Regions from separate parts of the Mus musculus genome. Here regions 2 and 3 are each linked to region 1. A link is a loop called in an ENCODE intact Hi-C map of the cell type or tissue named here. Cell type or tissue: heart. All regions are shown on one strand.

Evidence for each region. Peaks named below come from ENCODE experiments on the same cell type or tissue, not always from the same donor. Only the 100,000 strongest peaks of a DNase experiment are listed, where the experiment ranks them.
Region 2: a loop joins it to region 1, with 2.6 times the contacts of the local background. A loop is called at or near these places in 9 of 42 quality-filtered maps.
Region 3: it touches region 1 in a loop (2.0-fold over the local background); 3 of 42 quality-filtered maps call a loop at or near these places.

What each region holds. Positions count from the first base shown.
Region 1 is chr15:73,469,038-73,477,037 of GRCm38, reverse strand. No RefSeq gene overlaps it. Among named protein-coding and RNA genes, the nearest start is that of Dennd3, 40 kb to the left of the region's middle. In heart, CTCF peaks have their summits at 1,268 and 4,080 (motif pointing right); DNase peaks (open chromatin) are centred at 4,047, 5,707 and 6,817; H3K27ac peaks cover 1,869 bases.
Region 2 is chr15:73,410,278-73,418,277 of GRCm38, reverse strand. All of the region lies in intron 1 of Ptk2 (PTK2 protein tyrosine kinase 2), which reads left to right. Among named protein-coding and RNA genes, the nearest start is that of Ptk2, 8.9 kb to the left of the region's middle. In heart, a CTCF peak has its summit at 5,712 (motif pointing right); no DNase peak of the experiment used is centred here.
Region 3 is chr15:73,682,942-73,690,941 of GRCm38, reverse strand. It overlaps a transcript of Gpr20 not described here. Among named protein-coding and RNA genes, the nearest start is that of Gpr20, 21 kb to the left of the region's middle. In heart, a CTCF peak has its summit at 3,126 (motif pointing right); DNase peaks (open chromatin) are centred at 3,141, 3,951, 5,441 and 7,191; H3K27ac peaks cover 2,611 bases.

The sequences.
Region 1 (8,000 bases):
AAAGCCAAGAGTGGGTGTCTACACTCAGAGTCCCAGTGTTGGGGAGGCAGAGAGAAGCAGATGCGGGAGCTGACCATCCAAGCCTAGCCTGATTAGCAAGCTCAGGTCCTAGTGAAATTACCCCATCTTGGAAACAAAACAAAACAAAACAAAACAAAAAGCCACTCATGGTGGCATGCGTTCAATCCTAGCGTGCAGGAGGCAGAAGCAAGTGGTTATCTGTGAGTTTAAGTGCCAGCCTGGTCTACATAACAAGTTCTAGGCTAGATCTTCATAGTGAGAGCCTGTCTCAAGAAAACTACAACAACAAACAACAACAACAACAAAACACCAGTGGAAGAGAAGGAGGGAGGGAGGGACAGAGGGAGTGAAGGAGGGAAGGAAAGGGAGGGAGGAAGGAGAAGGAAAAGGAAGAGGTGGTCTACTTTTGTACTGTGGTGAAGCCAGTGGACTGCAGTTATGACTGATGTCACCCAAAGGTCTATCCTTCAACACCACCATCACACCAAGAAACTATTGGAGTTCGTTCAGCAATCATGAAACTATGAACGGCTTCAAAATGGAGCCATTGATGGGGCTGGAGAGGAGGCTCAACAGTCAGAGGACTTGGGTTTGGTTCCCAGAATCCTCATGGCAGCCTGTAACTGTCAAGGAGTCGGTTCCAGGGGGTCTGATGTCTTCATACTGACCTCTGAGGGCTCCTTAGAGTATGTGGTACACATGAACTCACACACACACACACACACACACACACACACACACACACACACAATGTCCAGTGGGCAGTGAGGTTTCTTATCTCATACAATGAATTTACTCAAAAAAAAAAGTCTCATTAAAACGAGAAAGGAACAGGCTGGCGAGATGGCTCAGTGGGTAAGAGCACTGACTGCTCTTCTGGAGGTCCTGAGTTCAAATCCCAGCAACCACATGGTGGCTCACAATCATCTGTATTGAGATCTGACGCCCTCTTCTGCTGCGTCTGAAGACAGCTACAGTTTACTTGCATATAACAATAAATAAATCTTTGGGCAAGAGTGAGCAGAGCCGGAGCTCTATTCCCAGCAACCACTCACAATCATCTGCACAGCTACAGTACACTGTACTCATATACATAACATAAATAAAAAATAAAAACTGAGAAAGGAGCTGCAGAGAAGGCTTTCATGGGCTGGAGAGATGACTCAGAGGTTAAGAGCACTGACTGGTTTTCCAGAGGTCTCGAGTTCAGTTCCCAGCAATGAGATCTGGTGCCCTCTTCTAGTATGTCTGAAGACAGCAACAGAGAAGGCCATAGTTGCTTCCAGAGGCTAGAGAGATGGCTCAGTGGTTAAGAGTAGGTACTATTCTTACAGAGGACCCAGATTCAGTTCCCAGCATCCATGTTGGCAAGTCACAGCATCTTGTAACTCCAGCCCCAAGGGATCTGATGCCCCATTATCTGCACATACCTACCCACACACTTAAAGACTGAAAATGTTGTTTTTCAATTGAGAGAGCTAGGCTCAGAGAGTAAGAATGCTTGCTAGCCAAACAAGAGGAGCTGAGTTCAAATCCCCATCACCACGTAAAATCTAGACACGGCCATATCCACTGTTATGGGGTGGAGACAAGTGAATCCTGGAACCTCCTAACCAGCCAGTCTGGGGGAAAAAATGAGGTCCATATTCAATAAGAGACCACATGTCAAAAAATAAAGGAGAAAGGATGGAGGAGATGGCTCTACAGGCACTGGGCACCCTGCATGGTGTACAGACATACACACAGGCAAAACACCCATGCACATAAAACAAATGAATAAAAAAAATGTTTAAGATGGGCGTGGTGGCACACACCTTTAATCCCAGCACTCAGTAGGCAGAGGCAGGTGGATTTCTGAGTTCGAGGCTAGCCTGGTCTACAAAGTGAGTTTCAGGACAGCCAGGGCTATACAGAGAAACCCTGTCTCAAAAAAAAAAAAAAAAAAAAAAAAAAAAAACCAAAACAAAAAAAAAAACAAAAAATAAAATAAAAAAATAAAAACATATGTAAGGTGGAGAACAAGACCACGACACCCTCTTCTGGCCTCTATAACAGGAACACCAGCACTCGCTGCTTCCTGTCATTGCCGATGCCATAGGACAGACAGGGGAACAGAATCTTTGTATTTTGAGAGCTGGCAATCTGAGGAGCCAGCAGAGTGACATCCTAAGAAGTATGTCCCACCCCTTTCCAGCTGGCAGATCATCCAGGCCACGGGCAACAAAGGAAGCCAGCTCAGCCCCACCCCTCCTATTAGGTGGTCAGCCACATTTCTGGGGCTCTCTCCTCATTCTCTTTGCATTCTTCCGTTATTTTGTAGATGTTGGGATTCAGGAACTTCTTGACATACCGAGCTGTAATTCTGGGGTACTTTTCTGTGCCTCCTTAGTGCCCACTCTGGGGCCCTGGGCTGGAAGGAGTTAACCCAGGACAGACAGACCATGGCCATCATTGAATGCTAAGCCAGAAATGCATGCATCTGCTCACTTCTTCCTACAGTGTGGAGAAGGAATGGCTTTATAATGTGAAAGTGTCTGTCTGTTTCTCCTTTCCCCCATCACCTCTAGACAAGAGAGGGAGCCCGGCAGTGGTGGCGGGTGCCTTTAATCCCAGCACTTGGGAGGCAGAGGCAGGCGGATTTCTTAGTTCGAGGCCAGCCTGGTCTACAAAGTGAGTTCCAGGACAGCCAGGGCTATACAGAGAAGCCCTATCTCAAAAAAACCACGAGAGACAGAGAGAGACAGAGATACAAAGAGAGAGAACTCTGCTGTTCTCAGTGAGGTTTCAGAGGGAGCACGTTGCTGTTCTCAGGTTCGCAATGCATGATTCACCATTCCCAGGTGTGACAGTTTGAATGAAATGTCCCCTGCAGTCTCTGGCGCGTGAACACTTGTTTGAGGAGTCTTAGGAGTTGTGGCCTTGTTGGAGGAAGTGTGCCACTGAAAGTGGGCTTTGAGAATTTAAAGATGCAAGCATTGCTAGCTGAGTCTCTCTGCTTTCTGCTTGCAGTTTAAGAAGCGAGCCCGCAGCTTCTTGCTCCTGCCGCCGTGCCTGCCTGTTGCCACGCTCCCTCACTGTGCTGGTGATGGTGACGGTCTCCTCTCCCTCTGGAACCTTAAGCACAAGTAAATCCCTTCTTTCTTTAAGTCATCTTGGTGATGGTGCTTTATCACAGCAATAGAAACGTCACTAATTCACCGGGACGCAAGCACGCCTAGCCTGCTCCCTATAAAGAACTGCACTGTGGTCTTGCTAAAGGCTCAACAAAGCCTGATGCCCTGAGTTCAGACCTTACATGGGGAAAGGACAGAGCTGAGTCATGCAAGTGAATGAACTGGGTAATTCATTCACTAACTAATTAAGTGGCAATTTAAAAAGATGCGCTTGTCTTCTGACCTGAAGTGAAATGTGTCAGGTGATCTCCTTGAAGGACTTTAGAAGAGGTTTTATTCTTAGCCTGAACATGGTGGTTGGTTACTTTGTAGCATTGGGGAGTGGATCTAGGGCTTTGTGCTTGCTAGGCAAGAAGTCTTTTTTACTTTTTATTTTGGTCTCACTAAGATGTGCACCATCATTCTGGCCCAGCTGGGGTTTTGAAGGATGGTTAAGAGTTTGACCACCTGGTCTCCGTGTCTGGGTTCCTTACCCTAACCATGTATCTCCATTTGTCACATGTATGTTAAGCAACTTCTGCAGGTACTTGGTTGTCAGAATGTAGCCCCTGTGGGTAGCATACCTCATTCGTCTCTGTCTATCTCACTTCTAGTTCCTGGTGGTCCTGACCCAGTCTCAGCCTGAGTTTATGCTCCATACAGGTTTGTGAGTCAGGGTTTTTCTAAGTGTTGGTGGGACTTTGGATGAAGGCTGTCAGGAGAGCAGAGGAGACAGTGGGGTCCATTGTGTGCTCTCTCCCCGGACACCCCCCCGCCCACCCCGTGTGTGTGTGTGTGTGTGTGTGTGTGTGTGTGTGTCCCGCCAAGAGGCAAGCCCTTTGTGTCCTGGCCTCCAGCCTTCCACCTTCTCCCTGGCAGTGACAGCAGTTGCCAGCAGGGGGCACCATGTGGCTGCCTGGGAAAACAAAGGCCGAGTGCCTCACCACAGAGTCCCAGGAAGTGGCTGGACAAGGTTTGGGAGCTGAGCCCTGAGCGGACCAGTCCCCAGGGACAGTACAAGACAAGAGCAGCTATGATCTTGAGAGTCACCGTCTAGGAGCCACCTCCCAGGGTCATAGGCAGTGCTACCCATGCTCTGGGGACTCTGGCTGCCATACCTGCTCCAGGGGGCTCAGGCCATTGAGGAGATGTCCGGAAAATGACTCCTCAGTTAGGCCTCTGTTGGTGAGCAAACGGCAACAGGGCAATGCAGAGAAGGGTCCTGAAGTACTCCAAAGGTGGTCACAAAGCAGGCCTGAGAGGAACTGGGAACTCGTCAGAGGTCACCCTGGAACCCAGCTCTCTCTGTGCACTCTTCTCATTGGACCATTCTAGTGAGGATGAAGTCAGACAAAGTCCAAGGATTGCTTGGGGGCGACACAGATGAAGCTAGACCAAATGCCCCACCCCTACCCCCAACACCCACCCGAGGAACTATATCAGGCAACTGGGACCAGAAAACACCCCTTCTATTCCACCTTGAAAGTTTCTCTAGAGTATGACACCTGTGCAGAGATGTGGCCTGCATCTCTATGCAGGGCATAGGAGTCCTTCTACTCTATGCTACCCAGTGGTCCTGCACGGGGCATTCCAGGGCTTCTAAACAGTCAGTGACCATTCCAGTCCTGGCTCTGTTAAAGGCGACCATGAGTTCTTGGCATTCTTTATGGAAAGGTGCTCCAGAACAAAAGACTAGGGCTGGAGAGATGGCTCAATGGTTAAGAGCACTGACTGTTCTTCTGGAGGTCCTGAGTTCAAATCCCAGCAACCACTTGGTGGCTCACAACCATCTGTAATGAGATCTGATACCCTCTTCTGGCGTGTCTGAAAACAGCTACAGTGTACTTGCATATAGTAAATAAATAAATCTTTAAAAAAAAACAACAACAACAAAACCAAGATCAGAAGAGCGTGTGAGAATCCACAAGGTTCTTGTCCCTGGCCTGTGCTTGCAGAAGGGCAGGTCACTGTTTCTCACTGTTTCTCAGCCACCATGTGCAGACATCCAGCTACACACAGCTTCCTGGGCTGGGCTCCAGCCAGATTGGATCTGCCCCCTCCGATGCCACCAAGCCCAAGCTACCAACCACCCTTGCATTCTGCTCAACCTACAGATTCGAGGACTTTCACTTTTACTAGAAAACTTGTGGCCCATGTGTTCTTGGGGAGACTGTTTAACTCAGCAATGTGTCTCCTCATTTTAAAATGGGAGGGTATCCACCTGCAGAAACTTGCTGAGAGCTGCCACCAGCAACTACTCTTTTTTCTGGTCTTGCCTCCTGCAAGGCTGACTCCTACCCTATCCTGTGACTGGACCCCACGTCCTGGGCAATAGAGCAAGGAACATGGCGGTCGTGCACAAAGTCCCTTACTAGAGAGCAAGTACAGAGTTCCAAGTCTAGGTGGTTCCTGGCCTTGTTTCCTCAGGGACATGGTGATGCCAGTGAACTTATCTCCTTTCCAGAACCTGCTCCCGGCGTTTCAGGAAGTCCCACTTCCCTAGGGATGGCGAAAGTGCATTCCTATCCTACCCTGAAGGGCAAGGAGACAGCTCCAATTGTGCAGAGCCTGGAATGCTCTCTGGCTGCAAGCCTGCTCCGTGGAGTGGAGGACATCTTTCCCTACTCCCATGACCTGCTGACTTGGGCAATCATCCTGTCCAGTCTGACCTGGACTGTCCAGCCACTTCCTCACTGTAGGGAGAGTGTAAGATTTTAAAGTCCAGACCTTGGGACTGAAGAGAACCCTACAAGGTAACTTAAAGAACTTCTACCGGATCCCTGACTTGTCAGACGTGACAGACACATGGCTTTGTCCCACCCATGATCTCCCAAAATGAGCCATGTGGAGCAGGAGCACACACAAACTGGGCTGGAACGGGATGTTCAGCCCAGACTACACACCATGCAACACACACACACACACACACACACACACACACACACACACCAATCAGCCCACCCTATGCAACCAACCTCCTGTGCCCCCAGGCTGGCCTAAGAGCACAGGGCTGCAGGCTCCAGGAGAGGCTGCTGCTAGTATTGAGCAAAGTGGCTAGGGCACAGATGAAGTCACAGCAGGGGTGGGTGGCTTCTGGGAGTGACTTCAGGAAGCTGGTTGAAAGGATGGAATCAATTTTTCTTTCAAGGTGGAAAAAAAAAAAAAGTGCCAGGAAGGCAGGCAAGGCAGGAAGAAGCCAGACAAAGAAATGCAGCCGGTACTTTGTAATCAAACCGCAAACAACCTGCAAGAGAAGCCCCACCCCAATCCAGCAAGACCCTCACCAAGGTCAGAGACCAGGAAAGTGAGGAGGGGCGGTGGGTGAATACCCGCCTATATTAGGTCACATTCTCTTGCAGGACCAGGGATCCCTATCTGGACCTGAGAGCCTGAGTCCTTTATGATGAGAACAGGGACACAGAGAGAGTGGGTGAAGGCTTGCCCCCAACATGACCCAGACCTTTCCAGTCCTTGACCTACCATAAGTCTGCCTTTGCATCCTTCTCTCCACAAATGTTGGAAGGGACCAGGCCCTTGCTCTTCTTCTTGGCTGCTTTCCAAATTGTGTCTGTCACCGTCGCAGCGGGGAAACAGATGGCATGTGTAAATGAGACTCTGGAAGGACTTTGGCGAAGGGACTGTTGGCAGGACTGAGTGTCAACTGAGGAGGCAGCACCCCAGGAAGAGAGGCCACCCAGGGTCGCCTAGGCAGATCACAGGGAGTCTAGTGCTTGGTTTTCCTTTAAGGGATCGCGGCTTCTGCATTCACTCAACAGCCTCTCCAGAAGTTGGAAGCTTGGGAATAAGTCCAGGCTTGGGGGGAAGAAGGCAGGCAGGTCAAGTGTGTGGACAGCTCCTAGCCTGGGGTTTAATGAAGCCTGGAGTTCAGCAAAATCAGTCTCCACCCAGCGAGGGCGTGTGCACAGAAGGTGTTTAATGGCATGGATAGAATACAGGAGCAGGGGGCTGGTGAGATGGCTCAACAGTTAAGAGCACCGACTGCTCTCCCGAAGGTCCTGAGTTCAAATCCCAGCAACCACATGGTGAGGTCTGATGCCCTCTTCTAGAGTGTGTCTGAACACAGCTACAGTGTACTTAGATATAATAAATAAGTCTTTTTAAAAAATACATGAACGTGTTCTCTCACTGAGAGAAGGAGAGGAGGAAAATAGCTCTTTGAGGTGCACTGTCCACCCACCATCACAATGACACTGTAGCCTTCATTCCAGGCAGGCTGCAGCAAGAGGAAATGATTGGGTTAGACCAGGTCCTAAGGGTAGGGCCCTGATCCCAGAGGATGTGTATCCTTCTGAGAAGAGATGACAGCGTTCAGCCTCTCTACCATGTGAGGACACAGCGACAAGACCTTGAGGCAGGAAGCAGGTCTCACCAGCAACCAAACCAGTAGGACCTTGGCCTCGGACTTACAGTCCCCAGAATTGTGAAGAACAGATGTTTGTCATTTAAGCCATTCGGCCTGAGTACATTATCGTGGCAGCTGGAGCTAGTTCAGGGAAGGAAGAACCGGTCAAGGTGAGAATGGCCAAGAGAAACACTGGTGCCTGGGCTTTGTTTCTGTTGCAGTGATAAAGTATCCTGATAAAAAGCAACTTAGGGGAGAGGGGTTTATGTGACTTACACTTCCAGGCCTCTACCCATTATTGTGAGGGAGTCAAGGCAGGAACTTAAGGTGCCATATTCACAGTCAAGAGCAGAGAGAATAAACACACGTACACTTGCTCACTTGCTCTCACCTAGCTTTCTCCTCTTATACTGTTTAGGGTCCTTTGCTAGGGAATGGTGCTGCCCATAATGGGCTAGGTCTTC
Region 2 (8,000 bases), 59 kb after region 1:
GGACTCCACTGTGACTGTAGGCACTTACAGTTTCTGCTTTTACTTGACCAGAGTGCCATATGATCATCTTTGTGAACAGTTCTGTGTGTTCTATGTTATTAGAGGATTCAGTGTCTTCCAAGAGGACAGAAATACCCTTTTATTTCCCACTGCATTCCCAGTTTCTGTCACATAGTCTTTTTGAATGAGCAACTGGAAGAACCTAGGTGTATTAATTATTGTAGAATTGGGTCACTCAGGCTACTGGGATCAGAAAAAAAAATGCTTCTGTGCCATTTGACAGTTTTGAGTTTCTTTTTTCATAGAAATTGGTTTTTATAGGAATTAGTCTTACATATTAGGATTCAACTCAGGTTTGAGGGAAGCAGTTGTTCAAAGTGAGGCAAAATGAGTGGGATTTAGAAAGGATCCATGCTGAGAGTGTAGGTCAGTAGTAAATCACTTTCCTAGAGTGTGTAAGGGCTGGGTTCAATCCTTAGCACTTCAGAAAACAAGATGAAAAAATAGAAGGATATGGGATGCCAGAAGCTCTAGGATAGTCTGTGTTCATCAACTGGATTTTTTTTTTTTCAAGGGCTTGACATATCCTACAGCCACGTACAGGAAAGTGGCAGTTACAAGTGTGCTGTGACCTGCTCACAGTTTTTCACTGCATGGATGCTATCCATGTGCAGTGTTTTGAGTCACAGGTGACAGTGTCCTCACTGATAAGAGAAACTAGCATTTGAGTACAGAATCTGTTCCTGATTTTTTGGTCAGGACCTCCCTTAGCCTTGCTGTACCTTGTAGAGGAAACTCAGAAGGTACACATTCCACCCAGCCTCTTCTAGGCCTCCCATTGATTTCAAGTGGTGACAGCAGGAAACAGTGCCTTCACCGAGAATCTTGTCAGACTGTGAATAATGCTTGAGCTTGCTGTCTGGGAGCTCAGATGGGCAATAAGGTTGTGAACTACAGCTTTAGAGCAGTTTGAAATGTTGGTTTTGAGTTGAGATGTGTGTATGCCAGTGAGTTTGCTCTCATTTTTTTCAGTCTTGGCTGTTTTTAGTATTTCTCAGAATCTTGAGAACACCTCAACTACGTTTTAATTTACCATGTTTTATGCTGAGACCACTTAAGTCTTTTGGTCTTGGCTTGGAATTTAAATGAACAATTTGCATGGAAAGAACAGGTTGTGTGGTTCCTGGGTGTGTAGCTTTTGGCAAATAGGATAGAATGTACATGTTGGTGCTTAAGGCAAAGTTTTAAATTCCCTGGTGGTTTTGTTTTGGTCCAAAATGTTGGCTGGCATTTACTAAGTCAGGGGGATTGCCAAGCCTTTGGGTGACTAATGAAGCAGTATTGTATAAATTGATTTTAAGTTTAGCTTTGAATTCATATAAATCATCCATCCATCTTTCCTCTTCCTTTGTCCTCTCTTTTCACTTATCTTCCTTTTTCTCCTCCTCTCTTCTCCTATGTCACCTATCTTCCCATTCTCTGTGCTGAGGTTGCAGGCACACTTGGTTTAGTACATTTGCTTTTGCCTTTTGGCCACATGTCACCTCTTTTTAGATAAAGAATCTGCACAGATGAAAATAAGTTACTCGCCTTTTATCTGTATGCCCTATGTAGCATGAAGTGCATCTGTTGAAGGGACTGTTGCAAGCTCAGTGGCAAGAGCTCTATTATTCTTCAGTATTCTTAAGTGATTCAGAGCTTCCTCACACACACTGTGGTGGTGGTTGGGAAAAGATGTGTGGCAGGGGTCTCTGTCAGTGTATTGGTACTTGGAGAATAAAGATAAAAGACCACCTGTCTGGAGGGAGTCTATCAGAAAGACTAGAGGACTTTGTTCTAAGTGACTTTTTAGAAAAAATATCAAGGTAGTTGCAGAGGTAGAGAAGGAGCAGAGATAATGGTCATGCAATCCCAAATTCAAGCAATGGGTGAGATATGAAATGCCTGTTTGTCTCTCTCATCAACTGTGAAATCAAAAATAACAAATGAGATAGCAAGAGAAACAAATCTGGAACAGTCTTTTTCTGTCTAAATTGATTCAGTGAAGTTGAGTTATAATTTACAGTCAGTAGTAGCCAATGGCCCCTGTTAATCTCAGACTGCCTGATCCAGAGAGCTTTTCAATAACTTTGAGTTAGTGGCTCTGTGCTTAAGTTCCTTTCCCCCACTGGCCATCCTTCCCTGGTGTCTTCTCTGCTCCTGGCTAACCTCTCTTCTGCACCCTTGCTGGGTTTCTGTGCTGTTACTGCTCTGAGGCTTCAAATAGTCGTTTCCTGGTAATAATGATGCTGTGCATCTTTTTATGCATTGGCTGTCTGCTGTGGCCTATAGTTTCAATTGGTTTCTGTCTTCTCTTCTCCTTTCTTTTTTTTTTTTTTTTGTTTGTTTGTTTGCTTGTTTTTTCGAGACAAGGTTTCTCTGTGTAGCCCTGGCTGGCCTGGAACTCACTTTGTAGACCAGGCTGGCCTGGAACTCTTAACCCCTGAGCCATCTCACCAGCCCCTCATAGAGCCATCTTGTCAGCTATTATTTTGAGTTATTTTATTTTTTGTTTCTTTTCTTTTTTTGTTTATGATGTAAGGTAAGCTATGAATCTAAGTGGTTTGTAGGACTCTTTTGAGGCTCAGAGGTAAAGATGGTGACTGAAGCTGTGGTGTGCCCACCATTGTCAGTGTTTTGTTTTGAGACAAGGTTTCTCTGGAAGGCCTGAAACTTACTAGGTAGACTAGTCTGGCCTCTTTGTGGATTATCATGCTTGCAAATGGCGTGTGTGTGTGTGTGTGTGTGTGTGTGTGTGTGTGTGTGTGTGTGTGTGTATTTCATTTACTAACCAGTCATGAAAGATGTGAAAACATTTTCAGTTTGTATTGATTTGTGTTCTAATTAATTGCCCCTAATGTCCCTACTTTTGGGTGTACTGCCAAGCAGAGCTGTGTAATGCTTTGGCTGGCAGAAATCCATATCACTCACTTTGAGGGGCTAAGGGGAGAGGAACCTGGTGGAGAGGATGAATGAGGAGCTAGAGCAAGAGCAAGCCGAGCAAGTGTTGGTGGCTGTGCACAGATTGACTGATGTATCTCCAGTTAACTTTCTAATAACCCAGAGGCAGCAGAAGCACAAACTACTGACAGGAAAGCTAAAGACCTCTGATAACTCATGTAAGTATATCCTGTTGCTTGGTAGTAAGGGTTGTTAGGGATGTGATGTCCTTTACTCTGAAGGAGGGTTCAGAAAGCTGGATTGCGGTTTAGATTCTGTAAAGTGGTAATGAAGGAGCAAACTGAGAACAGAAGAAAAACTGGGTTGCTTCCTGGGCAGCCCAGGGAGTGGCTGTTGGTCCTGGTGTACCGTTAGGTTTGGAATCTCAGCAAGCAACAAATAGGAGGCTTGGGCTGGAGAGATGGCTCAGTGGTTAAGAGCACTGACTACTCTTCCAGGGGTCCTGAGTTCAATTCCCAGCAACCACATGGTGGTCCACAACCATCTATAATAGGATCCAATGCTCTCTTCTGGTGTGTCTGAAGACAGCTAAAGTGTATACATAAAATAAATAAATGATTATTTAAAAAAAAAAACCAAATAGGCTCTGTACAAGGATATGCATTTGAATTGGAGAAACATCTCAAGATAGGACAGGTGCTAAATTAGGATTTTCAAATTTTAATTTCTATGTACATACATCACTTGTAGATCTTATTTTACTTGAGGCTCTAAATCAGCCTGTTTAAGGAGGTATCTGGCTTTTGTTTCAGTGGTATGGTCTTTATTGCAGCAGTAGAAACATAGCTAGAACAGTGCCTTAGCTATTGGCTTGTGGGTCCACCTTGTGAATAGCAAGATTTCTGTGGAAGGTCAGGGTGTTGAGGGGAATGTGGAAGTTGAATAACCATTGAGAATGCTTTGATAAAGGGCTCAATCTTGCAGCCCTTTGATCTTGGGTTCGGTTGTTGATTTTTCTCATTTACATTTCCTTGTTAGTTAAATGGGCCAAATAATAGAGCCCTAGGCTATTTGTTGAGAGAATTACATGATGCAGTCTGTGTCATACTCCAGGATGGTGTAGTGCTTAGCCTAATTAAATGCTTCTCAAAAGATAACAGTTATTAAAAATAAATGTTTACATTAAATTTTTCTAGTTTTCAAAGTACTCAGTTATCTGTACATCTTTGCCTGTTAAATTGCAGCTCAAAGAGAGTGGGAAATTTGCATTCTTCCAAGCTAGCCTGGGATACATGAGACCTGGTCTTAAAACTAACTCCTTCCCATGTTGCACAAAGACCCCAGAATGTTGTAACATTTTCTGTGGTTTCATCACCTTTGCCATCATCCCTATTTACTGTTCGATATTGCTGGCTCTTTGTGTTGAATTGGGTTGGTACTTAGATATATAGAAGAGGAGTTTGCTTTGGGAGCATATATGCTATAACATTGGTACTCCTGTTAAAATGAAACACAGTAATTCATGACACCTGCATCACCAGTGCCTAGCTCTTGGAGTGCAGAAGGGTGCTAATAAAGGAATGAGCTAATTGTGAGCAACCAGACTTCATTCCTGAACTCTGAAGTGTAAATTGCATGTAATTTTCATGTGAATGACACACTATTATCATTCCTTTAGTCTTGTAAAAGCTAATAACCATGGGTTGTACAGAGTCAGGTGAGGTTGGGTTGGCCTGCAGGTAGTGGTTTGCTGCTCTGGAATAGACAACACCCCATATACCTAGTGTGCAAAACCGTTTGTAAGTTGTTTTAAGTTAATAGAATTTTTCTTATATTTTTATCTGTTCCTGAAAGTATGTGTGCATTTTCCTGGCTGAAGCTGAGGTGTTAATATGCCCTGTTGGCTTTTGGACTCTATTCTACCTGTACTGAAGCTCAAAAGTTGATTCCTTAAGCTGGCGTTGTGTCAGCTTAGCTGGCATGTGAGGGTCATGCTGTGGGTGCAGCTGTCTTGCCTTTCAATAGCATTTGTTAATTAAGCTGTTTAATCTTTGTTGATTTCTCAAGGACTGACACAAAAAAGGGAAGACAATATATTTAGTTTGTAGTTATTCTAAAGCTATAGCCTAGTGGTATCCATTGTATGTTTCCCCATAAGAAGTAGCATTAACTTGAAAATTTTGTTAAGTGATGGGTTAGAAATTAAATCCCACCTTACTCCTATGTCAGACAACAGTAGTTGAAGACATTGTGCTTCATTAGTTTGTAGAGAGAGGTAGATCTGTAACAATGTGATGAGTAGTTTTATTTACTTGACACAGTCAAAAGTCTCAGGAAGGGGTGATCTAGATCAGGTTGGTTTATGGAAATGTCTATAGGGGATTGTCTCAAGTTGTGGGAAGACCCATCTCACTGTGGGTGGCACCGTTGCCTGGGTTAAGAGTAGAGAAAATAAGCTGAGCAATAAGCAAATATGCATTCATTCTCTTTCTCTGCTCTTGTTTTTGAATATGACTATTTCAATTCCTGCTTTGACTTTCTGACTTCAGGGGCACTGTAACCAGGAACTGTAAGCTGAGTAAACCCTTTCCCCCCTCAGTTTCTTTTTGTCAGGACATTCTTTCACAGCAGCAGACGTGAAACTAGGACCAACAGGAAAAACATTCTTCATTTTTTTTCTTTTCTTTCTTTCTTTTTTTTTTTTTAAGATTTACTTATTATTATATCTAAGTACACTGTAGCTGTCTTCAGATGCACCAGAAGAGGGCGTCAGATCTCATTATGGGTGGTTGTGAGCCACCACGTGGTTGCTGGGATTTGAACTCAGGACCTTCGGAAGAGCAGTCGGTGCTCTTAACCACTGAGCCATCTCTCCAGCCCCATTCCTCATTTTCCTAAGATCTCACTCTGTAGCTTAAGCTGGCCTCACTCTAGCTGAAGCTAGTTCTAAACACCTGACCCTATTGCTTCCATCTAGCTGAGGCTAGTCCTAAACACCTGATCCTATTGCTTCCACCTCCAAAGTACAGAGGTACATGTTAGCCATTACTCCTGGCCAAAAAAAAAGTGTTTCTGAGAACTATAGACCTGAGTTTAAGTAAGTACTCTGCTCAATCTCCCTCCCTTCCTCCCTCCCTCCTTCCCTCTCTCCATCTCTCTGTCTCTGTGTCTCTGTCCCCTCATCCCCAATCCCCCACCCCAAAGACAGGGTTTTCCTGTGTAGTTCTGACTGTCCTGGAACTCATTCTATAAACCACTAGTCTCAAACTCAGAGATCTACCTGCCTCTGCCTCCTGAGTGCTCGGATTAAAGGTGTGCATCATTACTGCCGGGTTGTCTAAACACTTCTTGGCTTGGAGTCTGATTTTCAGTAAGTTAATTTGGTTCCTGTTCATTCAAGACCTTTTCTGTACAGCATTTATTTTTATTTTTATTTTTATTTTTTTTCTGAGACAGGGTTTCTCTGTGTAGCCCTGGCTGTCCTGGCACTCACTTTGTAGACCAGGCTGGCCTCGAACTCAGAAATCCGCCTGCCTCTGCCTCCCGAGTGCTGGGATTAAAGGCGTGTGCCACCACGCCCGGCTGTACAGCATTTATGATGCCAGATTTTGAAGTTACTGTGTAATTACTCTATGAAGTGATATGTAAATAAAGTTAGTGTCTTTTCCCCACTTAGTATTTTACTGCTAAAGATTCGTTCTTCTCCCCTTTTGGGTTTTGCCAGCTTGTTCTTGAGGTGGTTTATTAGTTAATTCATTTGCAGAATGTTTGTTAAAAGCAGTTTTGTGCCTGGAACAGGAGTTGTCCTGAAGGTATATCTGTAAGAAGTGAGACCAGAACAGCTTAGTGGCCAGTTTGTGTGATGTGTACAGTGGCTGTGTAACAGCAATGTGCTCAGGGAAACCTATAGGTGGTGTCTGGGCTCAAGGCTTGACAGATTACTCATTCTTTGTAGGCAGCATATAGCTTATTACATTATTCTTTTCACCACTGTGTATCCCTATTAAAAAACAGATAAACAAACAACAAAAAAATCCCTTCAAACGTGAAAAATGCTTGAACCAGGAACAGTACAGAAATGGACTAGGTCATATGGGGAAATTAGTCCCCTTGAGAGAGGTATTGGGGAACACATGGAAGTGTGAGAAGTTGGATGTTGTGGATCGAAAATTTTAGTCATGTTTGGAGTAGTACAGGTTGGGTTGGGTTGGATTGAGAAGAAGCTTCTATCAGACAGGAACAGAGCAGTTTGCAGTTGATTTTGATGGGAACTTTGGGTGCCAGAGTGACAGGAACAAACAGATTTATATGTTAGGATGGTTCCACTGGAGTCACAGGGCTCATAAGGAAGGGGGAAGGACCCACACTTTGTCATCATCCTCATAGAGTAAGTAGCTGCTCTGCTATGGCTTAGCTAGCAAGACAAAGGGAGCAAACAAAGTTGAGCTCTGATAATGTTCTTACAGCATTCTAATTATGTTGTCCAGAAAAAGCCCTTAATTAGGGAGACAATGGAGGATTGATTGATTTTTTTTGGTTTTCCGAGATAGGGTTTCTCTGTATAGCCCTGGCTGTCCTGGAACTCACTTTGTAGACCAGATCAGCCTCAAACTCAGAAATCTGCCTGCCTCTGCCTCCCGAGTGCTGGGATCAAAGGCGTGAGCCACCAAGCCTGGCTGGAGGATTGTTTTTTTTTTTTAAAGATTTATTATTTATTATATGTAAGTACACTGTAGCTGTCTTCAGACACTCCAGAAGAGGGAGTCAGATCTCGTTATGGATGGTTGTGAGCCACCATGTGGTTGCTGGGATTTGAACTCCAGACCTTCGGAAGAGCAGTTGGGTGCTTTACCTGCTGAGCCATCTCACCAGCCCTGGAGGATTGATTTTAAAGCCTGTTTGTGCAAGCTCTGACCATGAAAAGAAAGTCAAGGTTCCAATGGTCCAGGGGTCAGCAGGGCCTGCCTGGTCCTCTCTTTGGTACTAGTTTATGAAGTTCTCTGGCTCCTTTCCCCTATCCAGTGAACTGTCATCTGTTGCTTTGAGTCAGGCATACTCTC
Region 3 (8,000 bases), 210 kb before region 1:
GCAAAGAAGGAGTCCTCCACCATAGCCTTCTCCCCATCAGCTTCCTCATCTGCAACCAGATCTCAAGGTCACCGGCTCCCAGCTCCAGCAAAGGGGTAAGGGAGCCTCCAGAATCACCAAGCCTGCTTCCCCTCTGCCCACTACCTGGTTATCCGATCTCATCTGAGACTTAAATGGGAAATGTTCTATACATGTTCCGTGAACCTTTGGTTCCTGCCCCCCACCCCTCTGTTAGCCCTTGGTCTCCTTAGACCTCAAGTGGCAAGGTTGTAGATGAGACCCACCTTACCCTGAGTGGAAGTCCAATCTGTCATAACCTGAGGAGGTCATCAGACATAAGTAGAGTCTAGGCTGGGCAGGGATGTTCCCTGCCATGTTCCCTGTAGTGACCCATCAGTCTCTTTGCCATAGTGGGCTCTCTAGGTTGATGACATAACAGTACTTCCGGGTTTGGGGCAGTCATTATATTTTACATGGACTGGGTCCACAAACCACCAATTCACAGGGGACACAGTAGGAAAGGCACTGGAGGCCAGAGCCTGCTAATCTGGGATGGGGCTCTGAAGAGCTGGAACCAAGGTTACCACCTTCCTGCTTCTCATCTGCTGCCCACACAAAGCCTGTCATTTCTTGGCGGCAGTAACCAGGTTTCTAAGAAGATCATGAGTCCTACGGCTCCAGCCTCCTGTTGCTTTACTCAACAAAGGAAGCACCTCAGGTTGGGGAGTAGGGACCAGGTCCCAGTGGGCTTCACTTCCTGACCAGACCAGGGCTGCTACCTCCCACCCCTGCATAGCAAAGGCACCCAAACCTACAGTGATAAGATGTACCAAGCCTCCCCACCACACTGACCCATGATGTCAAGTTCTTGTCTGTGATGGGGAACCTGAGACCTTGAGGTCCCCACCTCATTCTTCCTAGAGCAAAGCCATGGGTCATATCAGGGAAGTTTCCAGAGCCCTGCTCCAGAGTTCATAGCCTCATGAGGACAGGCGTCCTGGGAAGGTCCAAACCAAAGGAACAGGACATTCCACTTTTCTGCCAATTGCTCATGTTCTTTTAAGGTCTTCTTCTGACCTTTAGTGGACTTTGTCTACCTTAAAGTGAGAATACAAGAATAAGTGAGCGTGTGTGGCCAATGCAGAAGGATTATCTCAAGTTCATGGTCACCATAGGCTACATAATAAGACCCTGTCTCAGAAGAAAAACATACAAATAAGTGTCTATACATATATTGGTACATGTGTCTACAAACACGGAAACACATGCTTCTAGTCATTTGAATGTATATCTGCATATATACATATAGTGTGCATATGCAGATATATATGAAAGTGTACGTGTAAGTTTGTGTTTATGTATACATAGATGTGAGTCTGCATGTATATGCCTGTATATGCATGTGTGTACAAGTATATATGTACACCATGTGTGAGTATGTGTATGCATAGCTTTAAGTCTGTGTGTGCATGTATGTATACATATAGATATGTGTATATGTATGACATGTGAGTCTGTGTATACATGGATGTTAATCTGTATATGTATCTGCATGTGCATGTATATTTGTGTATGTATATTTATGTGTGAGTCTGCATATACACAGGTATAAGTCTATATGTATGTATATCCATGTATATATGTGTATGTATGGTATAAGTCTGTGCATACATGGTTATAAGCCTTTGCATAGGTGTCCGTGTGTCTGTATGCATGTGTGTGCACGTGATGCTTGTCATGGCTGACAACCTGAAAGGAAAAGGAGTCACCTGGGAGACACCATGTCCAAAGAGGTTTAACTGAGAAGGGAGGCCCACCCTCAGAGTGGGTGATACCTTCCTACAGGTAGCCCAGATATGGAGGTCTGAGGAAAAGGCAGAGCTGCGCACCTTCTTGTCTTTCTGAATGGGTTTGAAGCAGCACCAATAGAAAGACGTTTTTCTGCACTCTGGCTGGATCGATAGGAAAGGTCTCCTGAGGGGCAGGACCCCGCTTCCCGCAGCAATTCTCTGTGTTACTTTCCTTATTGCCATAACTCAACAACTGAAAAGAAACACCTTAAGGATGCTGGTAAGGCGGCTCAGCAGGAACAGGCACTTGCATGCCAGCCTGACAGAGCTGAGTCCCATTCCCATGCCCCACCAGGTGACAGGAAAGAACCAAATCCTGTGAGTTGTCCTCTGACTGCCACATGCACACCACGGCATACTCCCACCTGCACTCTCACACATGCAACAAGTAATAAATAAAAATATTTTAAAAGACGAAACTAGGGCTGGTGAGATGGCTCAGTGGGTAAGAGCACCCGACTGCTCTTCCGAAGGTTCAGAGTTCAAATCCCAGCAACCACATGGTGGCTCACAACCATCTGTAACAAGATCCGACGCCCTGGAGTGTCTGAAGACAGCTACAGTGTACTTACATTTAATAAATAAATAAATTTTTTAAAAAAAAAGACGAAACTAAAGGGTTTATTTAAGGCTTAGAGTTGAAGAAGGGCTCAGTCAAGCACAGTGGCAGGAGCATGAGGTGGCTAGGAGGCACACTGTGTCTGCAGTCACAGAGCCTGTGTGTTAAGTGCATCCTGCGTGTGGCGCCTGTGTGTGTAATGAGTCTGTGCATCTGTGTGTCAGAATACATGAGGGGGCATGTATACACATGTGCACAGACTCGGGAATCTATGTGGCAGTCTTTGGTAGTCCACATTTAATAATTAGCGATTCGTTTGAGCTGCTTACGAAAACAGGGGTATTCCCCAGGAAAGCCTAGCCCATTCACTTCTTCACTCAGTCTCTTCTCTTATGCTATGCCTCATGTAATATAAGGTCTCTCTCCCAGCAGCACATGTACACACACACACACACATGTACACACACAGACAGACTTGCACACGTGTGCGTGCACACACACAAGCACATACCAACACACACTGTGGTCTCGGTGATAGAATCCTCAGCTGGCACTCATCCCACCCATCAGAAATGGTCAGAGATAAAAGAGCAGTTCCCAGGTTCCGGGCCAGGTGCAAGCCGACTGAGCTTCATCCTGACTTGAAATAGATCTTTGAGCGAGGCCAACTTGTAGCCTTGGAGACAGCACTTGCACCGGAGTATCTGTGACCTGAGGCCACCAGGTGGCGCTTGCTGGCTAGGAACAGGTGTCAGAAATCCGGACAGTCATCCAGAGGAGCCGGCTTTCCACCACCTGGAGCACCAAGTCTAGAAGACAGAGGCCCTTGTGCTCAGCCAACTGCAGGGCAGGACCTCCCCAGTAGGGGGACAAGTTCTAGCAAAGGGCAGAGCCTTCACCATTTTTTACTAGGGTCCTGGGAGGACTTCCTCACCATATGGCTGTCGTCTTGGAGGGTCTCACTGAGGGCAGCACAGTGGTCACACACCCACACCACTTCCTCAGCTACACAGCTTGGGTCCTGAGCACCTACACCATGTCCTCATCTGTGCTGATGGGAAGTATATGGGCAGTCAGTCATCTCTGAATGTACCCTTCCCTGCAGAAGGGACCCTGAGCTCAGCACAGGTAGAATGTCCATCCGGGAGGACTTCCGTCTGAGGCAGACACCGAGACTCTTGTGGGAGAGCATCCAAAGGCCACACTTGAAGAGCAAGATATCAGCACAGCACAGCACAGCACAGCACAGCAAGCAATTGCCTAGAGACAGGGAAACAGAGGGGATGCCTTGGCTTTTGATGAGGGGCTGGGGGCTGCCCTGGGGTGTGATGTGAGGATTGAGCAGGGTAGAGGCTCTCTGACCCAGGGATAATGAGCCTGATCTCTGGCTCTTGGCCCGAGCTACCCGCAGCCTGATGCTTTTGCCAGCCTGTTGCCTGGCATGTGAATGTGCAGTGCCTGGGAGTGGAGAGAAAGAGAGCTAGCTGTCCTTTTGTTAAGGACGCCATTAGAGGCCAGGCCCTGTGGCTGAGCAGGCCTGCAACCTTGACCTTAGTTTCTCCTGATGCATTACACGAGTAAACCACGCTCTAGGCTCAGAGGCGTCCCTGCCTGTAAACTGTGTACAGTGTCAGCCAAGAAACCAGTTGTCTGTAAGCACTTAAACCCTGGCGCCAGCCAGGAACCAAAGAGATCAGCTGATTCTGGCCTTGGAGCCTGAAGGCCCAGCTCCACAGTGTGTGAGCTATGCCCTAATCCAGGAGCAGAGTCCCACTCTGTCCAGTATAAAGCTAACACGCTGGAGAGCCACTCTCTTAACCACACTGCCAAGCAAGTATTGTCTTCCCTATATGACAATGAGGACATAAAGAGGAAGGGACATCAAGTAACTGGGCCTGGAGTCACCCCCAGGATCGGTGGTGGGGCTTGACAGAAAGCAAGTCTCTTCCCTCCCTTGGGCCATGCCTCTAAGCCTCCTGCCTTTACAGCCATAAACTGGTGGGCTCTGTGGACAGAGTCACCACCCTCCTTCCAGATACACCTAACTACAACTACAGGTGATTTGTGAGAGCAGAAAGCACCCCAGGGTCACCCATTGTCAGCAGTTTGAATATTTTATTCAGAACTGAAGAGATGGCTCAGTGGTTAAGAGCACTGACTGCTCTCACAGAGGGCTTGAGTTCGGTACCCAGAACCCACATGGCATCTCAGAACTATCTGTAACTCCAGTTCCTAGGGATACATCATGATCTTCTGACCTCTACGGGCACCAGGCACATGGGTGATGCACATACATACATACATACATGCAAGTGAACACTTACACAGAAGGTCGAAATACATAAATAGTAAGGGAAAATAATCGTATGCACAAGCCACACACAGAGGTGCGTGCCTATAACCATTAGAGTCTGGAGGCTGAGGCAAGAAGATCAAAAGTGGGGCTGAAGAGATGGCTCAGTGTTTATGAGCACTGATTGCTCTTCCAGAGGTCCTGAGTTCAATTCCCAGCAACCACATGGTGGCTCACAACCATCTGTAATGGGATCTGATGCCCTCTTCTGGTGTGTCTGAAGACAGTGACAGTATGCTCACATATATAAAATAAATAAAATCTTTTTTTAAAAAAGGAAGATCAAAAGTTCCAGGCTACCCTGTGCTACATAGAGAGACTCTACCTCTAAACAAACAAACAAACAAACAAACAAATAACCATAATTCACTCTGCTATTTGAGAGCCCAGAACATTGCTTTCCCTGAGTCATAGGATCTGGCTGGCAACTGAGCCCACTGCGTGGGCAGGAAAAACAGGTCTGGGGATAGGGGTGTACCAGCAAACAGCACCTTACATATCCAACCACAGAGTGCTGGCAACTGCCCTAAGCCAGGCAGTAAAGAAGCAGCAGGCAGAGTGATGGAAGTATGCCAGGTGCCAGTGGCATGCAGTCCTGGGCCTCTGCCATGAAGTCACCGAGAGGATAATGCAGGCCTTAGGGACCAGTAGGCCAGTAGGGACCAGTGTCCCGGTAGAACTGGGACACTGCCATAAAAGCTGCTTGGCCGCAGAGGATAGGATGGAATGGCAGGCCACTATCAACCAACGGCTGGCTCCATCAGCTTTTCTAGCCTGCCATAGGGCTTCTGGGTTCCAGAACCATCTTCGGTCCAGCCACAGCAAGAGCTTGCGACAGGCAAAATGCCTGCCACCTCTCTGATCAGATCGTAGCTCTCCCACCCTTTCTTCCACTGCCCGAAGCCTGTCACCATTCAAAAAGCGAGCAAGTCCATCACCTGCCCCTCTGCCAGGAGCTCTTTGCTGGAGCAAAGGTAGCAGTGAAGATGGGGGACGGGAATGGGGGGCGGAGCTCAAAGCTTCAACTTTCCACAAATGAATCAGACATCTTCTCTTTAGCTCCAGAGACTTCCACACACCTCCTACCCATGATTGTGCCTTCTGGCCATGGCCACCCAAGTCCCTCAGTGTGAGAACTTTTGGGATTGTTGTGCTTGTCAAGGACCCTTAAGGAGCGTGAGACGTGGCAATGGTCTGAGAAGAGGAGTGTGGTCACAGGTCATTCCCAAGCCCTGCAGGCCAGGTCTGGCTCTAGCCCTCCCTCTCCTACTCCCTTATAGAAGCTATAGATGGCAGCTTCTAGGAGCCCTGCTGAGATGGGCTCAGCTCCACCCACTGCAGCCTGTGTCTCTTATCAAGTTCTCCACGGACCCTTGAGAGAGCAGGACAGTCCTGCACATGGGGGAGTGGGATATGAGGGCATCACCATGAGAGCTAGGGCAAGAGATGGAGGGAAGGAGGCCCCAGGTCCCACCCAAGCACAGCTCTGGTTTCGAGGTGGGTTCCCCCATGAAATCTATGTGGCTGGAAAACTGGGATGGGAGCAAGGCTTAGCTCTCGGCTGATGTGACCTTTGGCTTTGTGATTTTTGCCTCTCTGAGCTGCTGTTTCCTAATTGCTAAAATGGTCACGATGACCCTCATTCCTCAGGTTGCTATGCTAAAAATTCCAGGAGGGAGCAAGGCATAGTTCACTGAACACAGCCCGCCATTCCATTATTCCACACACTCTTGGGAGCACCTGCTATCAGCTTTGGTGTGACACAGGGTGGGACTTGGGGTGTGCAGCAATGAGCAAGGCACACTCCCTGTCCCCAAGAAACCCCCCCAGCCCCAATCCAGTGTGGTGAGGTTCCCACAGAACTCCAGCTGGCTTATCTTCCTGACAGCTGAAGAAGGCTCTCTAGAGAAGTGACAGTCAATCAGACTTTCTTTTTCCCTTTTCTTCCTTCCTTCCTTCCTTCCTTCCTTCCTTCCTTCCTTCCTTCCTTCTTTCTTCCTTTCCTTTCTTTTCATTTCCTTGAGATCTGGTCACATGCTGTAGACTACATTCGCCTCAAACGCACTCTTGGCTGTCCTCCTGCCTCAGCCTCCCAAATGCTGGGATTTCAGGTACAAACCACTGGCTTAGTTGGGCTTTGCAGGATGTATAGGAGTTTTCCTATGGGAGAAATTAATGAAAGCATCTCTGGCAGCAAGCACTCTGGAGATAGATGTAGAATTGGAGCCATGTCACAAGACACATGGGTGACCAACTGGTAGAATAATCCAAGCAAGTCACTCCCACCCCTGCGCCTCAGGTACCTTGTCTACAAAGGAGACTAGAAAAGCCCATCGCCCAAGGAAGCTCCGGACTGTGGATAATCCTCGGACTGTGCTCAGACTTCCTATTTAACTTTCCATGTGTGTTGTGAAAGCCAGGGCTATTTTTATCCACACTTGACTATTTGTGGGTCCAGAGCCTGTCCTTTCCCACAGAGGACAGAGCTGGGCTGCCCCAGCCACACTGCCCACTCCCAGGCTATGGTGGGAGAGGCAAATGGAGCGAGAACTCAGTCCTGAGGGGCAGATGAGGGAGGGACTGATTGGCCAAGGAGGTCCAACGCTCCCCCTGGGAATCTAGTTAGAGAACTCCTGGAGCAGACCAACTAACTAGTCTGGTTAGGCAGTTAGTTAGTTAATTAGTTAGTTAGGTTTTATTTTATGTGTATGGGTGTTTTGTCTATATGTCTGAGTGCCATGTGTGTGCCTGGTGTTCACAGAAGCCAGAAGAGGACCTTAGATCCCCTCATGTCATGTGGATATTGGAAATTGAACCCAGGTCATTGAACCCAGGCCTCCTTGAAGAGCAGCCAGTGCTATACTGACTCCAACCTTGGTTTTTTTTGTTTTTGTTTTTGTTTTTTGCCTGTGTGTCTGTCTCTGTGATGGTGCTGGATCCCCTGGAACTGGGGTTACAGACTGTTGTGAGCTGCCATGTGGTTGCTGGGCATTGAACTCAGGTTCTTGCCTAGAACTCCCTATATAAACCAGGCTGGCCTCAAAGTTTTGTGCTCAAGTATAACAGGAAAACCTCCTTTTACATACAGATGAGGAGAGACCCAGGCCAGTGCCTGGGGAGGAGGTCAGGCACCTTCCTCAGCACAATGTGCACACCTCCCCCCCTCCCCCCATCAACAGCTGAAAAACTACATATTGCCTGCCTGTCAGAGGCCCCTTCTGGTTGCCTAGCAACCTCC